Regions from separate parts of the Homo sapiens genome. Here region 2 is linked to region 1. Evidence: read pairs that join two places in POLR2A ChIA-PET (ENCODE). Cell type or tissue: OCI-LY7. All regions are shown on one strand. Each heading gives the region's core, and the rest is flanking DNA. Links, peaks and the distances in the headings are about the cores only.

Region 1 (8,253 bases), core at 1,523-6,522:
AACCACCCCACCCACCCAGGAGTTTTCTTCTCTCTGTCACATTGCCTCTGCATGTCCCTTTCCTTTCCCCTCTGCCTAGCTCCGATCATCTGTGTAAGTCTTTCCCTGTCTTGGGCCACTTACTAGCTGTGAATCTTAGGCAAGTGTTTTCACCTCTCTGAATCTCAGATGTTATACTATTAATTATAATACACCTGGCTCACATTAGGGACTAGACAAAGTACAGCGCTTAAATAATAACAATAATAATAATGAGGTGGAGGAAGGTGGGCTGGGTGAGGGTCTGCCGTGGACTATGTCTATGTGGGCCTAACATCAGTTTATATGCACCTAAGCTGCTGTGGTTGGGTATATATGCAGGCATTAACATGCAAAGCTTTTGGGCTTGGAGACCCTGAGCCGACACCCACCTTGAGTTCCACACCCCCAAGAAAAAGGAGGCCCCACACAAATCCCAGTGATGGGGAGACAATCTACTTCTCTTGTGGAAGCACATGTAGCCTATCCCTGGGCCGGGATCAAGAGGCCCTTTGGGTGCCTGACAAAGAAAGGGTGCTTCTTCAAAGATACAGTGAACCTCCAACTGCCATCACCCTCCAGAAGCCTGGGAGCCTCGATTTCATAGAACTTCAGGATTGAGGGACCGGTTGTGGTTGGCTCTGCTTCCTGGCTGTGGCCTCATGAGCGTCCCCGAGCATTATCACCACCAAGTGCCCGAGCAATTAAATAATCTGTACCACCATGATTTTGCATGATTTGCATGCTCCGTGTACCACCGTGATTTTGCAGAAACTGAGGCCCAAGGAGATTGAATGACTTGCATAAAGTCATAATAAGTTGAGGACAGAAGGGAAACACAGTTCTGTCTCAGGCCATACCCTTTCTTCTTCACTCAGAGCTGAGGGAAGTACCCTGGCCTGGGGTGGGGGCATGGGCAGTTATTCTCAGATCACTTGGATTCCATTTTTTTTTTTTTTTTTTTTTGAGACAGAGTCTCATCCTATTGCCCAGGCTGGAGTGCAATGCCGCAATCTTGGCTCACTGCAACCTCCGCCTCCCAGGTTCAAGCAATTCTCCTGCCTCAGCCTCCTGAGTAGCTGGGATTACAGGCATGTGCCACCACACCCAGCTAATTTTTTTTTTTTTTTTGTATATTTAGTAGAAGCAAGGCTTCACCATGTTGGCCAGGCTGGTCTCAAACTCCTGACCTCTTGACCCACCCACCTAGGCCTCCCAAAGTGTTGGGATTACAGGCGTGAGCCACCTTGCTGGCCTTTTTTTTTTTTTGAGACAGAGTCTCTCTCTGTTGCCCAGGCTGGAGTGCAATGGTGTGATCTCGGCTCACTGCAACCTCTGCCTCCCAGGTTCAAGTGATTCTCCTGCCTCAGCCTCCTGAGTAGCTGGGACTACAGGCGTGCACCACCACACTCAGCTAATTTTAGTATAGATGAGGTTTCACCATGTGATACACACACGTGTATCACCAGCCAGGCTGGTCTCAAACTCCTGACCTCAAGAAATCTGCCTGCCTTGGCCTCCCAAAGTGCTGAGATTACACTGGATTCCCTCTTGACTTAATGTAAGACCTTAGGTCATACTCCACCCCTCACCAGGCCTCAGTTTTCCCATCTAGAGGGTAGCTGGACCTACCATTCTGAGATCCTCTCATTCTGTTTTGCAACTTGCATCACAGAAAGTGAGAACCCACTTCCGCCAGAATGTGCCAAATTCACATGAAGTTAGTGCCTGCTGTAGGCCTCCTTCCTACTAGGGCAGGCAGCCCAGCCGTGCGACTGAACTAATGACTTAACCTCTCTGAGCCCCTTAAAGGAAACGATTGAAAGTCCTTACCTACAGAGCTGTTAACATAAGGGCTTAGCTTATAGTAAATGCTCAATAAATGCTGCTGTTTTTAAAACAGAGTCTCATTCTGCTACCCAGGCTGGAGTGCAGTGGCACAATCTTGGCTCATTGCAACCTCCGCCTCCTGGGTTCAAACAATTCTTGTGCCTCAACTTCTCGAGTACCTGGAATTTCAGGCATGTGCCACCATGCCCAGCTAATTTTTGTATTTTTAATAGAGACGGGGTTTTGCCATGTTGGCCAGGCTGGTCTCCAACTCCTGGCCTCAAGCAATCTGCCCACCTCGGCCTCCCGAAGTGCTGGGATTACAGGCATGAGCCACTGAGCCTGGTGTTATTATTTTTATTTTTATTTGCATCACCTGATTTCTGCCACTGCCCAGCTTTGATTACAAGACCTGCCTCCTCGCCCCCCTAGTCCAGCCTTCATCTCCTCCACTGCCCGTTTTGCCGTTGGACTAAGAGGAGATTGGGTAGGAGATAGATGGTGGACAGCCCTCAGCTTGCCGGCTGGTGCTCCAGCTAACTGCCCAAAGCCAAGGCTATCCACCCCGGAGAGGCCACCTTTGAAGTGACCGCCTTATGTAACTGCCCCATGCCTCCTCCCATCTTCCTGTTTGTCCCCAGAGCGACCTTGGGGAGGAAAACTGCAGCCTAGGACCAGTAAGCCTGGGGTTTCTTTCATGTGACTCAGGAGAGAGCTGGGAAGGGCAGAGGGATGCATATTGGTGGTTAGGGGTGCCTCTGCCTGAGTTTAAGTCCTGCAACCAGCTCTTTCTAGCTGTGTGACCTTGGGCAGGTTACTCAGCTTCTCTGTGCCTCAGTTTTCCTATCTGTCACGTGGAAAGTACCTAATGCATAAAGACATTGTGAGAAATATGTAAGTAGACAGTTTAGAACAGTGCCTGGCACATAATTACATGCTTAATAAAGGGCAGTTGTGGCTGGGCACAGTGACTCATGCCTGTAATCCCAGCACCTTGGGAGGCCAAGGTGGGAGGATCACTTGAGGCCAGGAGTTCAACACTAGCCTGGACAATATAGCGACACCTCATCTCTACTTTTTTATAACAATAAACATTATAAATATATATTAAAAAGGGCAGTTGTTATAGGTACTTAATCTTTTTTTTTTTTGTTTTCATGTTTCTTGTCAATATGTTTTCTCTGACAGGATACAATGACAGGCACCCAGTTTCTCTGGTTTGGTTTTGTTTTGTTTTAAGACAGGGTATCTCTCTGTTGCCCACTCTGGAGTACAGTGGCACAATCACAGCTCACTGAAGCTTTGACCTCCTGAGTTCAAGTAATCCTCCTGTCCCAGCCTCCTGAGTAGCTGGGACTACAGGTACAAACCACCATGCTTGGCTAATTTTTTAAATTTTTTATAGAAGGCCGGGTACACTGGCTCACGCCTGTAATGTCACTTTGGGAGGTCAAGGTGGATGGATCACTGGATGTCAGGAGTTCAGACCAACCTGACCAACATGGTGAAACCCCATCTCTACTAAAAGTACAAAAAATTAGCCAGCGTGGTGGTAGATGCCTGTGATCCCAGCTACTGGGGAGGCTGAGGCAGGAGAATCGCTTGAACCTGGTAGGCGGAGGTTATAATGAGCTGAGATGGCGCTACTGCACTCCAGCCTGAATGACAGAGCAAGACTCCGTCTCAAAGAAAAAAAAAATAGAGACGGGATCTCACTATGTTGCCCAGGCTGGTCTCTAACTCCTGGCCTCAAGTGATCCACTACATCTACCTCCCAAAGTTCTGGGATTACAGGCAAGGGCCACAGTACCTGGCCTCTGAGTTTTAAAAGGCCATTTCCTTTGCCCTACTTGAACAACCAATAAAGACATAAGCCTCAATGGTAAAATGAAAGGGGAGTGGTATTTAATAATCGTACATTAAGCTGTAAGATAATTATTGTTATTCAGAGCACTTGCTCAAAAGTGGACTTAGATCTTAGAAGGGTGGCTGAGAAACTAACCTCATCAGTCAGCCTCAATGTCTCCCACCTGTAAAATGGGGTTAACACCTAGCCACAAAACTGGCTGAAAATTGAAGGAGGCAGTCTGTGGAAAGAACAGAGCTGGACACTTACTGAGTGCTGAAGCTTACTTCAGTTGGATCATTCCCTGTGTGTCTCCACTGTCCTCCTTCCCAAGACTTCTCTTTTTTTTTTTTTTTGAGATGGGAGTCTGGCTCCCTTGCCCAGGTTGAAGTGCAGGGGCACAATTTCGGCTCACTGCAACCTCTGCCTCCTGGGTTCAAGCGATTCTCCTGCCTCAGCCTCCCGAGTAGCTGAGACTACAGGCACATGCCACCACACCCGGCTAATTTTTGTATTTTTAGTACAGAGGGGGTTTTACTATGTTGTCCAGGCTGGTCCCGAACTCCTGACCTCAAGTGATCCTCCCGCCTCTGCCTCCCCAAGTGCCAGGATTACAGGCGTGAGCCACCGCGCCCGGCCCCCTTCCCAAGACTTCTAATGTGGGTTACGGAATGTATACACACACACACACACACACACACACACACGCACACACACGCCCACCATAACCCTTGAGAAGAGCGGTCGTAGGGGCATTTATTCCGGTGTTTCACCTCCCCTCCCGCTTTTCGGCCTCCCAAACAGTCTGAAGGCGGCTGCTGAAAGGCTCCAACCCACCGGAACTCTCGGAGTAACCGCCTCCGCCTCCCCTCGCGGGTGTAGACCGAGACTCGCGCGGACGGGAGGGAGGAAGAATGTTTGCTTAGCCTTCAAACGACTTGGCAGGCAACAAGAGGGAAAAGGCCGCTCTGGGGAGAGTTCAAATTGAAATTACACGGAGGGAAGAACGTGCAGATCAGCGCTGAAGCTCATAAAAAAAAAAAAAGCGAGGTGACTGAGAAGAACAAACACGCCTCCAAAAGGAAAATGGAAAAGTTCTTAAAATGAGCTCTTCAAAGCCTAGCCAGGGGGCGCGGGGGAGGAGGAGGGCAGTGGCCGCCGGGCAAGGCCGCTGCCCCCTGGGCCTATCCGCCTCGGAGTCTGGAAGGGCGAAATTGGCCCAACTTGCATTTCCTCTAACCCGGGAGGTTGAGCGCCCCTAGCCCCCTCCTCCGAAGCGCTTCTCCTGCTGGAAACCAGAGGGAGTAGGAAGAGTGGCCCAGAGTTCGAACCTAAGCAGAGCCGGTGGTGGCGGGGACGACGTTCCCAGCGGGAAGTCGCGGGCAGGGACAAAGCTAAGTCCTGAGAAGTAGGCCGAGGCTAGATCATTCGTTCGTTGGACATCGGGCATCGTTTGGGTTTTATTCAAACCGTTGGAAAACCTTGAAGTTCTAGGCAGGGGAACAGCACCACGTGATTGGATCCTCCAGAGTAGAATCTAGACAGTCCCCCTCCAACCCACTCCCAACTCCCCACAACTCTCCCAGCATCTCCACCTCCTCCCACTTGGAAGAAGGATGAGATCGATGAAGCTCACGCGGTGCGCTCTGCAGACCTCGGCTGGGAAAGCCCAGCGCACCCCTAGGCGCACGGGGAAGCGTCCACCAGAACCGCCTCTGGCTCCCCGGGTCGAAGTCCCCACCCTCAGCCTCCTTGTACAATTCATTAACTTTGCAGACACCCGTTTTATTCGCCGGATCATTCCCGGACGCTTTAGAGAAAAGCCTGGGCATTAACCTCACGGCCCGCGCGCGCTGCCCGACGTCACCCCAAGTGGAGGATTCTCGGAAAAAATCAACCGCGCCAGCTCCCGAATCCCGGCAGCCCCTCGCCCGGGTGTGCCAGAGTCGACTTCTCTCTCTCTCTCGGTCTTAGTGGACCTGAGAGAGAGAAAGAAATTTTCTATAAACCACTGAACTGGGGCAGTGCCGGAAATTGTCCCGACCCGGTACTCTGTAGCTTCCAAGGTGCTTCCAACCCCATTCGCGCCGCAAGGATCCCACAAGATCGGGAAAACCGAGGCTTGGGAAGGGTTGGGTGCCCCAAAGGCAGGCTGCTTGGAAGAAACGGAGCCGACCTGAACCCCGCGTTTGCAGGTTTCAAATCGCGGCGCGTTTTGAGAGGCCTTTCTGACCCCTCAGAATTATTAGTTCGAGCCCCCTGGTCTATCCTGCTCGGAAATTCGGCCTCTGATCGAGGAAGCCCTGTTGGGAAGAGGGCTGGTTATTCCCTTGTCTTCCTTCTCACCGCCCCTACTCCATCCACTCTCTTTCCCCTTCTCCCCTTCTGAGTTTGTTACCATTTCTTGGTCAAAGCCCCACAACATAGATGCAAGGAGATGAAAACCCACAATTTCTCACTCCAGAGCCTGCGCCTGCGTTCACTGCATCAGGGTTCTCGAACCTTAAGGAGCTCACAATCACGTGGGGGCTTTGTTAAAACAGGAATTCTGGGCCCCGCTCCCGGACACCTCATTCAATTGGTCTCAGCTGGGCCTGAGAATGCGCATTTCTAACCGGTTCCCGGGGTATGTTTTGGGAAGGACTGCTCTGTGTGTTGCGTTGATGCCCTCTAGGTTCCTTTGTCAATAACAAAAAACCCTCTTTAGAGGAAAGTACGTCGTTCTTCTCTGTGTGTCCTCAGCACTTACACAAGGCTTGCACACCAGTGCCTAATAAATATTTGGGCTTAATCATGAACGCTTAGAGCTGTCACCGTGGTTTACAGATGTTTAGCGTGCGCCTGGCATTTTTCTGGGCACATTAGGAGTGTCTGTTTAATGCTAGTGACAACGGTGGGAGTTAAGACCCTTATTTTGACATGGATGGCTCACAATGGGGATGCCAGGAACCGGGAGAGGGAAATCGTGCCTGTACCCAGACAGATGGAAGCCAAGGTCTACCCAAGGGACAGAAACCGCTGAGTCCCGCTCCACCAACCTGGGACAAACCAGCTTAAAGGCGCTGTTCAGGAAGACTCAGCTCTCTCCGCTGGTAATGGCTGGGAAATGGCGGAATCACCTTCGTAGAAGACCTGCACCTCCAGAGTCCCTGCGCCATGGAATGTGCGCCCCTCATACCCCTAAACGTCCACCTTGCAGTGCTTTTGCCTGCCGGTCCTTGGTGGGCAAATGGAGAGACCCAGCGCCAAGCTTTCTATATGGGAATCACCCCTCAACCTTTCTGAAGGATCCAGAACCTCTCTCCAGGGCTTGGAGGCCTCGGATTCTGGAGGATTCCACAACTTAGAGTCAAGAGGGATGGCCTCTCGAAACAGTGGGGGTGACCTGGAGGATCTTAGCATTCCAGGCACAATCCTAGCCTCGCCTGGGAGAACTGCCACTCAGATGAGGGTCTTGGGCCTGGTGCTCCAGGAGGAGGGAAGAGGGTGCCCCTGGAGAGACGTGGCGCTCCCATTTTACACCCTCCAGATAGCTCTGGGGCCACGCTCCTGTGCTCCAACTCCATTGAGTCCTGCATGCAGCTCGGTGTTCCCCGGCCACATCGTAAAAAGATTTACAAGACTATGTTAAACTGGCAGTAAAAACAATTAACTTTAATGGCACCTTGGGTGGGTGGCTGGGTGGGTCAGAAGGAGGGAAGGAGGGCGGATGCTTCCTCCTCTTCGGACTGGGAATCCAGGTGAGGGAGGGGACCCGCTTTCAAGTCCCTTTTGGGTTTCTTCTATTTGCTCCTCCAGGGATCCTCCACTGGGCTCTGGAGTTCAGAGGTTCAAGGTTAAAGTGAAAAGAAGGCTGAGCATGGAGACAACAGGAGACTTCAAGTCCCACTTGACAGTTCCTGGCTAAGTGATCCTAAACAAGCCTCTTAACCTCTCTGAGACTCAGTATGCCCATCTATGCAATGAGAATTTGTAACAATAAAATCAAAAAGCCTCCTCTGTCAGGGTTGTGAAGATTGCAAGTGATAGCAATTTGGAAGTACCTCCCACCATGCCTGGCATGTATGTCTGTGTGTTTGTGTGTATGTATATACATAAAGCATTGTGTGTCCTGTGTGTGTGTGTGTATGTATGTGTGTGTATATATATACATATACATATATAAATAAAAATATATTATATATAAATATATAAATAATATATAAATATATTATATATAAATATATAAATAATATATAAATATATTATATATAAATATATAAATAATATATAAATATATTATATATAAATATATAAATAATATATAAATATATAAATACATAATATAAATATATATTATGTATTTATATATTATATTATATATAAATTAAAATATATAATATATATTATATATTATATATTTAAAATATGTATAATATATAATATATATTATATATTTAAAATATGTATAATATATATAATATATATTATATATTTAAAATATGTATAATATATATTATATATTATATATTTAAAATATGTATAATATATAATACATTATATATAAAATATATTTACAA
Region 2 (8,253 bases), core at 1,219-6,218, 220 kb before region 1:
ATTGTGATCATCACCGGCCAAGAAAGAAGATGCAATAATTTTATAAAGATTTTCAAAAATGAGGTGTGGTAGATTAAAGCTGACCACAAATTCTTTGCTAATCCTCTCATTGAGAAATGCAACCTAATTCCTTCCCTTAGAATCTTAACTGACTTTAGTGACTTGGTTGACCAATGGAATGTGGCAGAAGGGACGTTCTCAAACTTCTGAGACTAAGTCATAAAAGGACTTTTGAGTTCCACGTGGGCCTCTAGAGAAAATGTTCCTTTTTCTGTGAGGCTTCGGCTGCCATGGAAGAAGCTCAAGTACACTGGGGTCTCTGTGCTTGGGAGAGGCCATCTGTAGGCAGCCCAGTTAAGTCTTCACTGAACTGGGTTTTAGCCAGGTCCTCCAAGTCCCTACAAGGCACCAGAGTTCAGAAAATTATTTCTGTAAAAGGCCAGATAGTAAATATTTGAAGCTTGGAAGGCCATATAGTCTCTGTCATGACCAATCAACTCTGCTGTTCTAACATGAAAGTAGCCACAATGCATGAATAAATGAGTGTGGCTGTGTTTCAATAAAATTTCATTTACAAAAACAGATGCCAGATTGGATTTTGCCTGAAGACCATAGTTTGCTGACCTCTGCTCTAGACCAGCCCAAGTGCCCTCTGCTAATATTGCATGGAACAGAAGAATCATCTAGCTGAACCCTGCCCAAATTCCTAACCTGCAAAATTATAAGTTACAATGAAACAGTTGTTGTTTTAAGCCACTAAGTTTGGGGCAGTTTGCTATACAGCAACAAATAATGAGAACAAAAGAGCTGGAACCAAAAAAAGTTTGGGGTAAGGAAGGTAGGGATAACTCTCACTCCATTCCCCATAAGCACTACAGTTGCTACACATGAGCACTGAGAAGAAAATACAGGCATAATCACCCGGGACTGGATTATAAGGTGAGACTATCCAGAAGTAAAGAGATTTGAGCTAAGAGTTAAAGAGGATGTTGCAGATGGGGGAAGGACAATAAGAAGAGGGGTAAAGCACTGGCAGTGTTGGCAGGACACCCTTGTTGTACCACTCCAGGGACACTGTTCCTGTTGTAGTTCATGTGAATAGAGCCACCTGGAGATGGTCATCATGGTAGCCTTGGTTAAGACAGATCAAGAGGCAGTCTAAACAAGCTTTGGAGTCAGATGGACCTGGGTTCACAACCTGGCTCTATCTCTTACTAAATGCATGATCATAAGCAAGCTATTTAACCTCTCTGAAGCTCACATTCCACATTTCAATAATACACTTCTATGTAAGTAAAATTTCTGGTATATAATAAGTCTTCAATAATATAGCTTTAATATATATATGTAAATATATAGATGTGTGTGTGTGTTTATGTACACAAACATATTTATAAACAAACAGAAAACCTACAGGGGCAGTGGAGTAGAGTGTGATTGAAAGCAAAGGTTTTCCAATGCATTTGTTGGTAAAAGTCATCAAATGTGCATGGAGCCCTTGCTCAAAAATTGTGAGAAACTTTAACATATTATCTTAAATACATGTCAATGTATTTAAGAATCACTTTGGGGTCTTTGTTGAAATGGATACCTGCCTCCTCCCCCAAGAGATTCTGATTCAGCAGGCCTGAACTTGGATCCAGGGATTTGAGTTGTCGACAAGTACCAAAGGTTTTGCCAATCCAGAGAGTCATCTGACCACACTTTGAGAAACTTCTTTCTGTAAGCCTCACAACATGAAGAACAAGCTCAAAGACGTCAGGTGGCTCACCCAAAGTCACCCAGTTGCACAATGCAGAGGTGGGTGTCTTGCTCCCTGTTCCATCCTCTTGGCCCTATCAAACACCTACCTACAAACCAGGTATGATGGCCATTGCTATTTTTACTGTGTCCCCAGGTTCCCACTTAAAGGCCTGGCATTGAGCAGCTGCTCTGTGAATATTGGCTGAATAGAACTGAATCAAAGTAAATCAAATGTCAGAGTTGAAAAGAGTTTGGGAATCTTCCAATCCAATCATCCCATTGTACAGATGGAAAAACTGAGATTAAGATCGTAGAAGGTGGTAGTCCTCATCCACACAGAGAACAAAGGCCTGGATTCTTAGCTTAGCATGCTTTGCTCTCCTCCATTTGGGACTTTGCACAAAAATGACATGCTAAATAAATGTGGCATGCATTCTGGTCAGTGGTAAACTGAAGCCAAGAGTGATCAAATCCCACCTAGATCCCATGACACTATAAATCTCAGCATTATGTTAAACGTGGTGGGTAGCAGAATTACCAAAATAATCGTGAAATCAGTCCTTTCTTGGTCTGGCAAAATTGCTCTCAACCTGTCACTCTATTATTCCATGTTATGGCCCTTGGATCAGTCTAAACAATCCCCCTTCTATAATTAAAAAAAATATTCCGTTGCTAATGTCCCCAGCTCCCTTTAGTGAAGGGAGCAGCTGCCAGGTGGGATAATGGAATGCCGGACATGTGAGATAGCAGGGCCAACAGCACAATGAGCTATTACGAGTTCCGTTTATTTTGCTTGGACAACAATTCTTAGAAAAAGGGAATTAAAGGCTGGAGTCTACACCCTCTAAACTTTTCTGGACAATGCATGAACTATCTCTTTTTACACAAAGGGTTGTTTTGTCATCTGTTTGGGCTCGTAATTACAGCTCCCGCACTTCACGAGCAAGGGAAACTTGAGCAAATAACTTAGCCTGTGTGTACCTCAACTTCCTCAAATGTAAAATGGGGGTGAAATAATAGCATCTACTTCTTGGGATAGGAAGATGGAAAGGAATAATTTACGTGAAGTTCTTGGCCCAGAGGAAGTGCTCAGTAAATGTTTACGTGTGGTGCCATTTGCAGTTAACAGCCTGACAATGGAGTTTTCATTTAGTTCTTTGTGTTGTAGACTCTTCTACAACCCGAAGACTCTTCATTTAGTTCTTCTTTGAGCCTATACACTCTCCAGCATAGTTTCCATGTAGCTGGGTTTAAGAAAGTTGATTTGGGTTATGTCTTACTAAGGGCCCATAAAACAATCACAGCGTGAGAATGGAAGGTAAAGTTCTCTCTTGAAACCAAAAACGTGAGACTTCTTTGCTTTTATTTCCCTTCAGGGCACCCATAATGTTTTCTGTTTAAAGGTGGGTGAAACTGGGAGAAGTTATCAGGAAAGCCAAGAAGCCAACAAGGCAACTCTCTTCCAACAGAGAACAGAAAACCCCAACACGTGTCCCCAAATTGTTCTCTCAGAATGCTAAGGTGGGAGGGGACTGTGGGTTGATCCAGTTTGGTAATCTCCAAACCTGGCCTTGCTTAAGAATCTCCTGGGGAAGCCTGCAAAAAATACAGATTCATAGGCCTTGGCTTGTAGATTCTGACTGAATAAGGCTAGGGTCTAGGAATCCGTATTATAACACCCTTTTCCCCAGGTGATTCTCACGTAGAAATGCTAAAGATGGAATTTGGGAACCACTGATCCAGCTTAATTGTAACAGATGGAGAAACCGAGGCTCAGGGAAATAAATGATGTCTCTAAGGCCAGCCAGTGTCAGAGATGGGTCTCTAATCCAGGCTTCTGATTCAGCTACACTACACCCCTTGGAAATATTTCTAGGGGAATCTAGTGTATTTTCTCAGGTTGGCGTTGTCATTAGACCACACATGGAGAATCTCAGCCCCTTCTCTTCAATCTCTAGGTCTCAGAGAACCATGAGGCATCCTCTGGGAGACCAGTTGGGAATCAGTCGTTTAATATTTCCCCATTGTTCCCAGGGGTACCTTCTCCCACACCCTTATCTTCCCCCTTGCCCAAGCAGAGTTCACAAAATAGGTAGCTAAAACCAAACTGAGGAATAGAAGCATTCTGCAAGTTTGTAGAAACAGCCATTAAAACCATTAGCAAAACATTGACACCAGCCTGACTGGGAATTATTCTTTTTTTTTTTTTTTTTTTTTTTGGAAGACTGGAATGGTTTTAACATCTCTGATTGCAACAACTGATCTGGGGACACAAGCCTGGTATTTAACTCTGCATCTGCTGGTGCAGCAGCTCTGTCAAATGGCCCCTCAATGGCTGGGCACCACTCAATGCTATCAAGATCTTTAATCTTGAAAAGCCACAAGATAGGACCCTTTCCCCATTTTTGTTGCATGTGGTTACCCAGGACTTAGGAGCAAATGGATTAATGTTTCAAAGCCTTCTGAGATATTTGGATACATACACCTGATAGTCTAGATTCTGGGGGCTCAGGAGACAGAGTTTATGCGCACATGCTTTATGGGGCAGACTTTGCTACGGCCCTGATAATGGAGGTTCCACTTATGGCAGGAAATAAGATTGTATACAGAAACCCCAAGATGAGGAGAGTATCTGGTAACAGGCCATTCTCCAAGCAAGGCTGGTATTCCAGTAGATAGGCTGGGAGAAAAGCACAGAGTGAGAGCATGACCTTTCTCTTGTCTGTTTGTTGACCTAACCTAACACCTTGGTAATGAAGGGACACTATTACTTAATGCTTAATGGGTATTTAGCAAAGTTCAACTCACATCTCTGTCCATTCATCAGGGAGCTTTCAATTCCTAAGGAAGAAAGCAAGGAAAAGTGAGATCAACCTTGCAGTCAGGAGACAGATAGGCCTGAATTTGGTTGTGAAGTCATTTACCAGCTGTGTGGCCTTGGCCAAGTTGCTAAACTTCTCTGAGCCTCAATTTCTTCATTTATAAAATGGGGGAGGCGGAGGTTGCAGTGAGACGAGATCATGCCGCTGTACTCCAGCCTGGGCAACAGACCCAGACCCTATTTCAAAATAATAATAGTAATAATTAATAATAATAGTGCCTAGGAGTGTAATTAGTGATGTAATATATGGAAGCACTCAATAAATGGTAGTTGTTGCTGAGGCTGTAGCAGTTATTATTTGGATGGTTCAAGATTCCAACGTATCAGATTCTCATCCCCTAGAAAAAGGGAACCTGAGGCTGCTGAAAGCCAGGGCTATTCCCCAAAGGTTTGATTAGTTCTTTAGCTAGGACCTCCATGTTTGCAAGAGACAGAAACCCAACTCAATGGGTTTAAGGAAATAAAAATAATTTATTGATTCACATAATTTAAAAGTCTAGGGGTGGAGTTGTCTGCTTTCAGGTATGATTGAATTCAGGTACTCAAATGATATCATCAAGCTTTAGTTTCTCTCCCCATCTTTTAGTTTTATTTTCTACTGGATTGAATTTATTCTCAAGATGGCAGCTTCATCCTTATAGCCCACTAGCCTGGCAAACCCAGCAGAAAGAGAACTCCAGTTGTCCAATAGTTTCAGTGAAAACCCAGGGGCCTCCCCTCATTGGCTCTGACTGTGGCAACTTAGATTATGTGCTCAGCTTTGCACCGATCACCATGGCCATAGGGAAGTGGAACTCTTATTGGTTAGGCTGAGTCACGTGATTCTGCCCGATTACTGAGACTGTACCTAAAGTCAAATGGGCGAAGAATGGCATAGGGAGCATCCCCTGCAAAGTGCTGAGATTACAGGTGTGAGCCACTGCACCTGGCCTCTGGTGAGGGCACTTATATATATATAACTTCCTGGAGGACAATTTAGCAACAGCTATCAAAATTCAAATGCACATACCCTTTAAGAATTCTAGGAATTTATCTTACAGTAAAGGGCAAAATAATCTATATACAAACACTGTTACTAATAGCAAATGATTGGAAACAATCTAAATATCCATTCACCAGGGGACTGGCTAAATAAATGATGGTACATACATACAATGGAATATTATAAAATGACAGCTGTAAAAAAGAATGAAGCAGCTCTTTATGTAATGATTTGGGATGAATTATAGCATATATTAAGTGAAAAAGGCAAGATGCAGAATAGTTACTACGGTGTGCTATTTATATTAAAAACTTGCAGGTATAGCAAAGAAAATTATTCATAATTGCTTTTAATAAGCATAAAAATTCTCTGGAAGGGCTGGGTATAGTGGCTCATGCCTGTAATCCCAGCACCTTGGGAGCCAAGGTAGGAGGCTGCTTGAGGCCAGGAGCTTGAGACCAGCCTGGGCAACAACGTGAGACCCTGTCTCTAAAAACATTTAAAACAAAATCTCTGTAAGGAAACTGATAAATGGTAATTACTTATGTGATCAGAAGGGAGCAAGACTTTTCACTGTATACAATTTTACACTTTTTGATTATTTAGCCATGTAAAATATATTGTCTGTTCAAAAATTAAATATTTTAAAAACAAGTTATATATATATAGTACAATCTTAATTAAAAAAAAACATAAATGCATAGAAAAAAGAAGAAAATATACCTAAATGTTAGAGTGGTTATTACTGCTCAGTGTTGGGTTATGGGTGATACTTACTTTCTTCTAAAGTCTTTTTCGTATTTTCTGAATTTTCAACAAAGAAAATATATTACTTATATATTCAGAAAAAAAAACGGCATAGGGAGCATCGTGGAAGGAGAATCAAGACAAAGAATGAGAGAATGAATTATGAAGAAACAAAAACAAGAGTTAAACCCTCTACAGTGAGCATTCAGGTAGGTGGGACAGCTCTCCCCCACACACGGAGGTAGTTCCTTAATCTTAGGCGCAGTGGGAGAAGCAGTGTTTGGAGGTCAGGCCAGGTCAGCATCAGATGGAGTTCTAACCCAATTCTTCAATCCTCTTCAAAGCCAGACTCAGCACGGGCTCTGATGGCACCAGTGGGAGAGATTAAAGGATGCAAAGGGCAGAGGAGCCAGTGCAGGACTCTGATTGTCTAGGCTTGTGTCATGTGACCATTTCTGTATTCAGAGGACTTACATACAAAGAATATTTACTTTTTGTATTTTTCAGAGTTCTCCAGAGAAACAGACCCAATAGGGCGTGTGTATGTGTATGTGTGCCTGTGCGTGTGAACAGGGAGGAATAGGGCTTCCCTTGCCCTGGTGGTGCAGCCTTCACTACAGTGCAGCCTTCATTGGTTTTCTCTCCTTCCGTATCTCACTTCCCCATCCCTGCGGTTGCTTCCCGGGATCACATCCCAAATAAACCACTTCAACCCAAATCCTGCCTCTGTGTCACCACCTTAAATCCAGCCATCCAGAAACACAATTTGGGTCATCCTATTCCCCCGTGTAAAACCCACCATTGCTCTCAGAAGAGCCCAGATTCTTCAACAGGGAATACAAGGTTCTCCAAGTTCTGGCCACTGCTAACAGTTTTGGCTTCATCTCCTGCTCACCCCCACAACCTCTCTATAGACTTCTTGGAGTCCCCTGAAAAACACCAGAGTGGAGCCTGCCTCCAAGCCTTTAAACACACTGCACTGTCTTCCAAAAACTCCCTTCCTGACCCCCATTTCCTCTGCCCCCGTCAGCCCCATTTGGATGAAATGAACTCTTTTCATTGAAGATGAACTCAAGAATTTTCTTGTCCTAAAATCTTTTCTAACACTGGCCTCCACCCCGAGGGTCAGAGATCTGCTCATTAGTATTTCAACTTTACCCTGCACATCTTGATTAGAATATTTTCCATGCTCCAGTGTACATGTATATCTTTCCCATTTAAAAAGGAGTTTTTTTTTTTTTTTTTTTAGACAGGGTCTTGCTTGGTTGCCCAGGCTGAAGTGTGGTGGCACGATCATGGCTCACTGTAGCCTTAACCTCCTGGCCCCAAGCAAACCTCCTACCTCAGCCTCCCAAGTAGATGGGACCACAGGTGGGTGCCACTTTCTTTGCAGAGGTGGGGCCTTGCTGTGTTGCCCAGGCTGGTCTCAAACTCTTGGGCTCAGGCGATCCTCCTGCCTCAGCCTCCCAAAGTGCTAGGATTACAGGTGTGAGCCACTATGCCCAGCCAAGGAGACTTTTGAAAGTCATGACAATACCTTATTCCATCCTCAGATTGTAGGACAGTAACTAGTATGTTACTAGCAATTACACAATGCTAGTTGGATGAATAAGGAAGTACTCTGAAGAACCCAGGAAATATTAACACCCACTCTCACCCCTTTGCCCATAACTCGCTTTCTAAGAAAGAAAAAAAAAACATATTTTAAAGGGGCTCTGAAGTTGATAGAATATTGATGTATTAAATGTGTACTGGTAAACTTTGGCCCAGTAGCTAGGAAGTTAATATAGTATAAGGATAATGAAAGATGTTTTGTAAACTGTTAAGTACCAAGGATATATTCAGTGGTGTTTTTATTACAAACAGCATCAACAGTTTAGGGAAACGAGAAAAGTAGGAA

Evidence for each region. ChIA-PET counts read pairs that join two places held together with the same protein. Peaks named below come from ENCODE experiments on the same cell type or tissue, not always from the same donor. Only the 100,000 strongest peaks of a DNase experiment are listed, where the experiment ranks them.
Region 2: POLR2A ChIA-PET joins it to region 1 with 16 read pairs; 2 of 35 experiments call an interaction of 5 or more read pairs at or near these places.

The regions. Positions count from the first base shown.
Region 1 is chr12:114,733,200-114,741,452 of GRCh38, reverse strand. The region is part of intron 1 of TBX3-AS1 (TBX3 antisense RNA 1); the gene reads right to left. It overlaps LOC124900329 (small nucleolar RNA SNORA27), which reads right to left and starts at 3,749; the gene lies at 3,655-3,749. LOC105369999 (a long non-coding RNA gene) reads left to right here and starts at 6,698. Exons shown (of 2, transcript XR_945379.3): 1 at 6,698-6,786; 2 at 7,493-7,698. RefSeq lists enhancers at 2,295-2,589, 5,154-5,997. In OCI-LY7, for the core only: no CTCF peak of the experiment used is centred there; no DNase peak of the experiment used is centred there.
Region 2 is chr12:114,955,931-114,964,183 of GRCh38, reverse strand. All of the region lies in intron 2 of LOC124903080 (a long non-coding RNA gene), which reads right to left. Among named protein-coding and RNA genes, the nearest start is that of TBX3, 280 kb to the right of the region's middle. In OCI-LY7, for the core only: no CTCF peak of the experiment used is centred there; no DNase peak of the experiment used is centred there.